Regions from separate parts of the Homo sapiens genome. Here region 2 is linked to region 1. A link is an interaction called in ENCODE POLR2A ChIA-PET data of the cell type or tissue named here. Cell type or tissue: HepG2. All regions are shown on one strand. Links, peaks and the distances in the headings refer to the core of each region. The heading gives the core; the rest is flanking DNA. Region 1 overlaps LOC107984265 (a long non-coding RNA gene). Region 2 overlaps CNNM2 (cyclin and CBS domain divalent metal cation transport mediator 2).

Region 1 (2,923 bases), core at 94-2,593:
AGGGGAAGGATTGAAGAACTTTGAGGAATAGAAGTTTTAGGTATATGCCATGTCAGAGCTATTCCAAAAAGGGTGTCTTAGTGTGCTCACGGTGCCATAACAAAATACTGTAGACAGTGTATCACTCAGGGTTCCCTAGAGGGACAGAACTTTATATATATATATATCCTATATATAGATATATATCCTTTATATAGATATATATCCTTTATATAGATATATATCCTTTATATAGATATATCCTTTTTATAGATATATCCTTTTTATATATATATCCTTTATATATAGAGAGAGCCTTTATATATATATAGCCTTTATATAGAGAGAGAGCCTTTATATATATATAGCCTTTATATATATATAGCCTTTATATATATAGCCTATATATATATAGCCTTTATATATATATATAGCCTTTATATATATATATATATATAAATGAGTTTATTAAGTATTAACTTAAACGATCACGAGGTCCCACAATTGGCTGTCTGCAAGCTTGAGAAGCGAGGAGACCCAATCTGAATCTCCAAATTGAAGAACTTGGAGTCCAATGTTGGAGGGCAGGAAGTATCCAGCACAGGAGAAAGAGGTAGGCTGGGAGGCTAGGCCAGTCTCACATTTTCACGTTTTTCTGCCTGCTTTATATTCGCTGGCAACTGATTAGATTGTGGCCACCAGATTAAGGGTGGGTCTGCCTTCCCCAGCCCGCTGACTCAAATGTTAATCTCCTTTGGCAACACCCTCACAGACCCACCCAGGAACAATACTTTGCATCCTTCAATCAAGTTGACACTCAGTATTAACGATAACAGGGCTGGGTGTGGTGGCTCACGCGTGTAATCCTAGCACTTTGGGAGGCCGAGGCAGGTGGATTGCCTGAGCTCAGGAGTTAGAGACCAGACTGGGCAACACAGTGAAACCCAGTCTCTACTAAAATACAAAAAATTAGCCAGGCGTGGCGGTGTGCACCTGTAGTCCCAGCTACTTGGGAGGCTGAGGCAGGAGAATTGCTAGAACCAGGAGGCGGAGATTGCAGTGAGCGGAGATTGCAGTGAGCCGAGATTGTGCCACTGCATTCCAGCTTGGGCGACAGAGTGAGACTCCGTCTCTCAAAAAAAAAAAACAAAAACAAACAAACCATAACAGACGGGTTGGCCTATACAATGGACACTGTTCTGGAGGCTAAAAGTTCCAGATCAAGGTCCAACAGGGTGAGTTTCCAGGGAAGCCTCTCTTCCTGGCTTGCAGACAGCCACTTTGTCCTCATATGGACTTTCCTCTATATGTGCACAGAGAGAGCCAGCTCTCTGGTGTCTCTTCTTTTTTTTTTTTTTTTTTTTTTTTTTTTTTTTTGAGACGGAGTCTTGCTCTGTCGCCCAGGCTGGACTGCAGTGGCGCGATCTTGGCTCACTGCAAGCTCCACCTCCCGGGTTCACGCCATTCTCCTGCCTCAGCCTCCCAAGTAGCTGGGATTACAGGCGCCCGCCACCACGCCCGGCTAATTTTTTGTATTTTTTTTTAGTAGAGACAGGGTTTCACCGTGTTAGCCAAGATGGTCTCGATCTCCTGACCTCGTGATCCGCCCGCCTCGGCCTCCCAAAGTGCTGGGATTACAGGCGTGAGCCATTGTGCCCGGCCTAGGTGTCTCTTCTTGTAAGGACACTAGGCGCCTGGATCAGGGCCCCACCCTGATGACCTATGTTAACCTTAAGTACTTCCTTAGAGGTTCCATCTTCAAATACAGTCACCTTGTGGGCTTCAATGTATGAATTTTGGGGAGACACGGACATTCGGTCCCCACCAAAGGGATTGAAAGATAAGAAAGAAGCCAGGCACGGTGGCTCACGCCTGCAATCCCAGCACTTTGAGAGGCTGAGGTGGGTGGGTCATGAGGTCAAGAGTTCAAGACCAGCCTGGCCAACATGGTGAAACCCCATCTCTAATAAAAATACAAAAATTAGCCAGGCGTGGTGGCGGGTGCCTGTAATCCCAGCTACTTGGGAGGCTGAGGCAGGAGAATCAATCCCAGGAGGCAGAAGTTTGCAGTGAGCCAAGATCATGCCACTGCACTCCAGCCTGGGCAAAAGAGCAAGACTCCGTCAAAAAAAATAAAAATAAAATAAGAAAGAACAAGGCATTCTACTGGAGAGAAAAGTATGAGGTGAGGTTGGAAAGGGAACAGCATTTTTGGAACACCACATGGTTGAATGTGGTTCAATAGCCAATGAAGAGGAACAGCAGAAATAGTGTTGGAAACTTGGTTGGATGTCAGTTTGTGGTGCGTTGAATGCCAAGTTTAGGACTTTAGATTTCATTCTGTAGGTATCCAGGAGTTATAGTAAAAAGTTTCAAGTAGAAAGGCTGTATTACAGGAAGATTAACCTGACAGGTAGCACTGCAATGATGTTGAGGTCCTGCCGATCTAGGAATTTAGGAAACTCCTGCCACTCAAAGTAGAAAAAACCTAAACTGTTTACAATGCACTTTCTCATATATTATCTTGGACTGACCTTCACAATTAGAACTAAGAGCTATGCCACTTCTCCAGCCATATGCAGGACAAAGAACCAAAGCTAACTATCTCATGTCACAGGAGCCAGAAGAAAACCAAGGTGGGGCATCACAGCCTCTGTTCAGGAAGTCCACACCTGGATTGGCAATACTACTGCTGTGGTCTCTGTAGTAATCTTGAATCTTAAAGCAAATGCAAGGTTTCCCAGGTTGGCCTGGACTCCTGATCATAGGCCAGACTTCCTGATACTAATTTTTTTAACTTAAAAACATTTTTGACATATAATAAATACATAAAAGTGCATAAAACATAAATGTACAGTATAATAGCTGAACACATAACATATCATCTAAAACAGAACCCCTTTGAAAATGAAAAAAGGCTACTATTAATATTTAACCTGGCTGG
Region 2 (2,923 bases), core at 139-2,638, 120 kb before region 1:
TATCAAAGACCATCATTTGTATCACCTGAGCATTCAATCCTATGTAGGCTTATTTTGCTTTAAAGTTCAATATAGCAACTCTACAAATTGTTTGCTCAGTTTCTCAATACCAAAATTTTGCAGCTGGGTGCATCGAATGGGTTATGGAGATTGTCCTCCCTCCCCTCTCACCTCTAGAAGTAGTTGCTCCCGCTTACTGGATGAGGCAGTGGGGAGGGCGGCCCATGAAGGAAGCTTGTACAGCCACTGCCTTTGTCATATTTCCTCTGTGAAGAAACAGAAGACTTCAGTTCCTGGGATTGGTTAAGCTCTAGAATAGAGAACTAAGGAACTACTTTGTATTTTCCTAAGAATCTCATCTCTCTTTGGGCAGAGCGCCATTGCAGCCAAACTGCTACACATTCTTTTTGCATCTTTGTCAGGAAACTGGAATGATAATAAACACAGGTAGCTTGTAATACACAATAAATTGAAGGAAGTTGGCACAGAGCAGAGAAAGACTCAAAGACTGAGGGAATGAGAAGGGGAAAAGCCAATGAAATAATAAATTATGTGCAATGGCCATACCAACCTTGACATTTTTAAAGATATTGCAAAGGTTTCCATGTTTATGATTAGAATTCACTTGAGGTCAATATGGCCAGTCATGAATTCATTCAACAAGTATTTTTCTTGAGCACTCACTATATGCTAAGCACTGTACCATGCACCAGCGATTAAACTCAAACACATACAAGACTGATTTCCTTACTGTCAAGGAACTGGAAGTCGACCAAGGAAGACAGGCAAGGAAAATTACAACATGTTAGACTCTTCTCTTAACTGACCTCCATGTAACAATGTGCTAATGAACACACTCCATTCTCCCTGTAGAACACACTGACTGAGGCCCACAGCACACTGAATGCTTTTGTCTAATAGACTGCTATCTAGTACTCTGCATTCTAAACTCCCCTGGATTAAGTAGAAATTTTACTAAGAATTGGTTATTTCTGTTTCCAAACCTTTTTTTTTTTTTTTTTTTTTTTTGAAGACAAGGTCTCACTCTGTCCCTAAGGCTAGAGTGCAGTGGCACGATCACAGCTCACTGCAACCTTGACCTCCTGGGCTCCAGCAATTCTCTCACCTCAGCCTCTTGAGTAGCTGAGACTACAGGTATGTGCAACCATGCCCAGCTAAATTTTTGTATTTTTTGTAGAGACACAGTTTTGCCGTGTTTCCCAGACTGGTCTCAAACTCCTGAGCTCAAGCGATCCACCCGCCTTGGCCTCCCAAAGTGCTGGGATTACAGGCATGAGCCACTACTCCCAGCCTCCAAAAATATTTATGACATTTGTACTTGATGCTGCAATTATGTAATTTAAGTATTATAAAAACTTAAGAGAATAGAAAAGTTGTTTCTACGGACACTGTCTCAGTCCATTTTGTGCTGCTACATCACAATACCCAAGACAGGTTAATTTATGAAGAACAGATTTCTTACAGTTTGGAGGCTGGGAAGTGCAAGATTGAGGGGCCCACATCTGGCAAGGGCCTTCATGCTGTGTCATCCCATGGCAGAAGGGCAAGAGAGCAAGAGGGGACTGAACTTGCTCCTATAACAAGCCCATTCTCACAGTAACTAACCTAACTACATAATGACACCAATCCATTCACGAGGAACCTGATGACCCAATCACCTCTTATTAGACCCCCATCTCCCAGTGTTTGCATTGGAGATTAAGTTTCGCCACATGAACTTTGTGAGACACATTCAACCCACAGCAAATATGATGAATCTTTCAGAAAGAATCAGTAAAAGCAGGCTGTTAAACAAAAAAATCCCTGCTGTTGAATTAGGAGGGGGTAAGAGAAAACAGATCTAGGAAGATTCTGCACTTGTATTGCTTTGAAAATGCTTTGCATTGCTTGTTCCACTTGAAGTGAAAACTCAGATTTAGAGAAGATTTGGATAACTTAGAGAAGATATACTACGGATGTGATTCATGCACTATTGTATGAAACACGAATCAGTAAGCCCAACTCAAAGAAAATGCCTGGGTCCTACTTCAGAAGAATGGCAACACCATCTTCCAATGCCTGTTGAAATGTATTGATTCAGGCAAAGAACATTAACAGATGCTAAAACTATTAGGGGGAGAGGTTGATGGAGAAAATAATATTTGTGTGGTGCTGAAGTATCACTCCACAGATCATTGCTAATCCCAAAGAAGAAAGCTTATCTCTAGAATGGAGCCAACTTGGCTGGGCGTGGTGGCTCACGCCTGTAATCCCAGCAATTTGGGAGGCCGAGGTGGGTGGATCACAAGGTCAGGAGATCAAGACCATCCTGGCCAACACGGTGAAACCCCACCTCTACTAAAATACAAAAATTAGCCGGGCATGGTGGCACATGCCTGTAATCCCAGCTACTTGGGAGGCTGAGGCAGGAGAATCGCTTGAACCAGGGAGTTGGAGGTTGCCGCGAGCGGAGATCACGCCACTGCACTCCAGCCTGGGTGACAGGGCGAGACGCTGTCTCAAAAATAAAAATAAAAAATAAATAAAATAGAACGGAGCCAACTGCAGTCACTACCTTAATCAAGTGATCAAATTTAAAATCATTAGTAGTGGATAACCAGACCATATGTACCACCTAAAGTATTGCACACCAAAATATATTTCATCCTTTATAAAGTATTACTGATGAAGGTGTTTAATGTAGTCAGGAATTTGGATCTAGCTTCCAGTGTACAGGAAATACATGGGATAGATAAATGAGTTAAATGATACAATGACAAAACAATCATACAAGCCCCAAATGTAGGGCACTCTACAAAACAACTAGCTTGGTTTCTTTAAAAAGCCAATATCGGCCGGGTGCGGTGGCTCACGCCTGTAATCCCAGCAATTTGGGAGGCTGAAGTGGGTCGATCACGAGGTC

What was found. ChIA-PET counts read pairs that join two places held together with the same protein. Peaks named below come from ENCODE experiments on the same cell type or tissue, not always from the same donor. Only the 100,000 strongest peaks of a DNase experiment are listed, where the experiment ranks them.
Region 2: POLR2A ChIA-PET joins it to region 1 with 6 read pairs; 7 of 35 experiments call an interaction of 5 or more read pairs at or near these places.

The regions. Positions count from the first base shown.
Region 1 is chr10:102,908,474-102,911,396 of GRCh38, reverse strand. The region is part of intron 1 of LOC107984265 (a long non-coding RNA gene); the gene reads left to right. Among named protein-coding and RNA genes, the nearest start is that of CNNM2, 8.4 kb to the left of the region's middle. RefSeq lists a silencer at 1,071-1,365 and an enhancer at 1,071-1,365. In HepG2, for the core only: no CTCF peak of the experiment used is centred there; a DNase peak (open chromatin) is centred at 1,216.
Region 2 is chr10:103,024,708-103,027,630 of GRCh38, reverse strand. All of the region lies in intron 1 of CNNM2 (cyclin and CBS domain divalent metal cation transport mediator 2), which reads right to left. Among named protein-coding and RNA genes, the nearest start is that of CNNM2, 110 kb to the right of the region's middle. In HepG2, for the core only: no CTCF peak of the experiment used is centred there; a DNase peak (open chromatin) is centred at 1,690.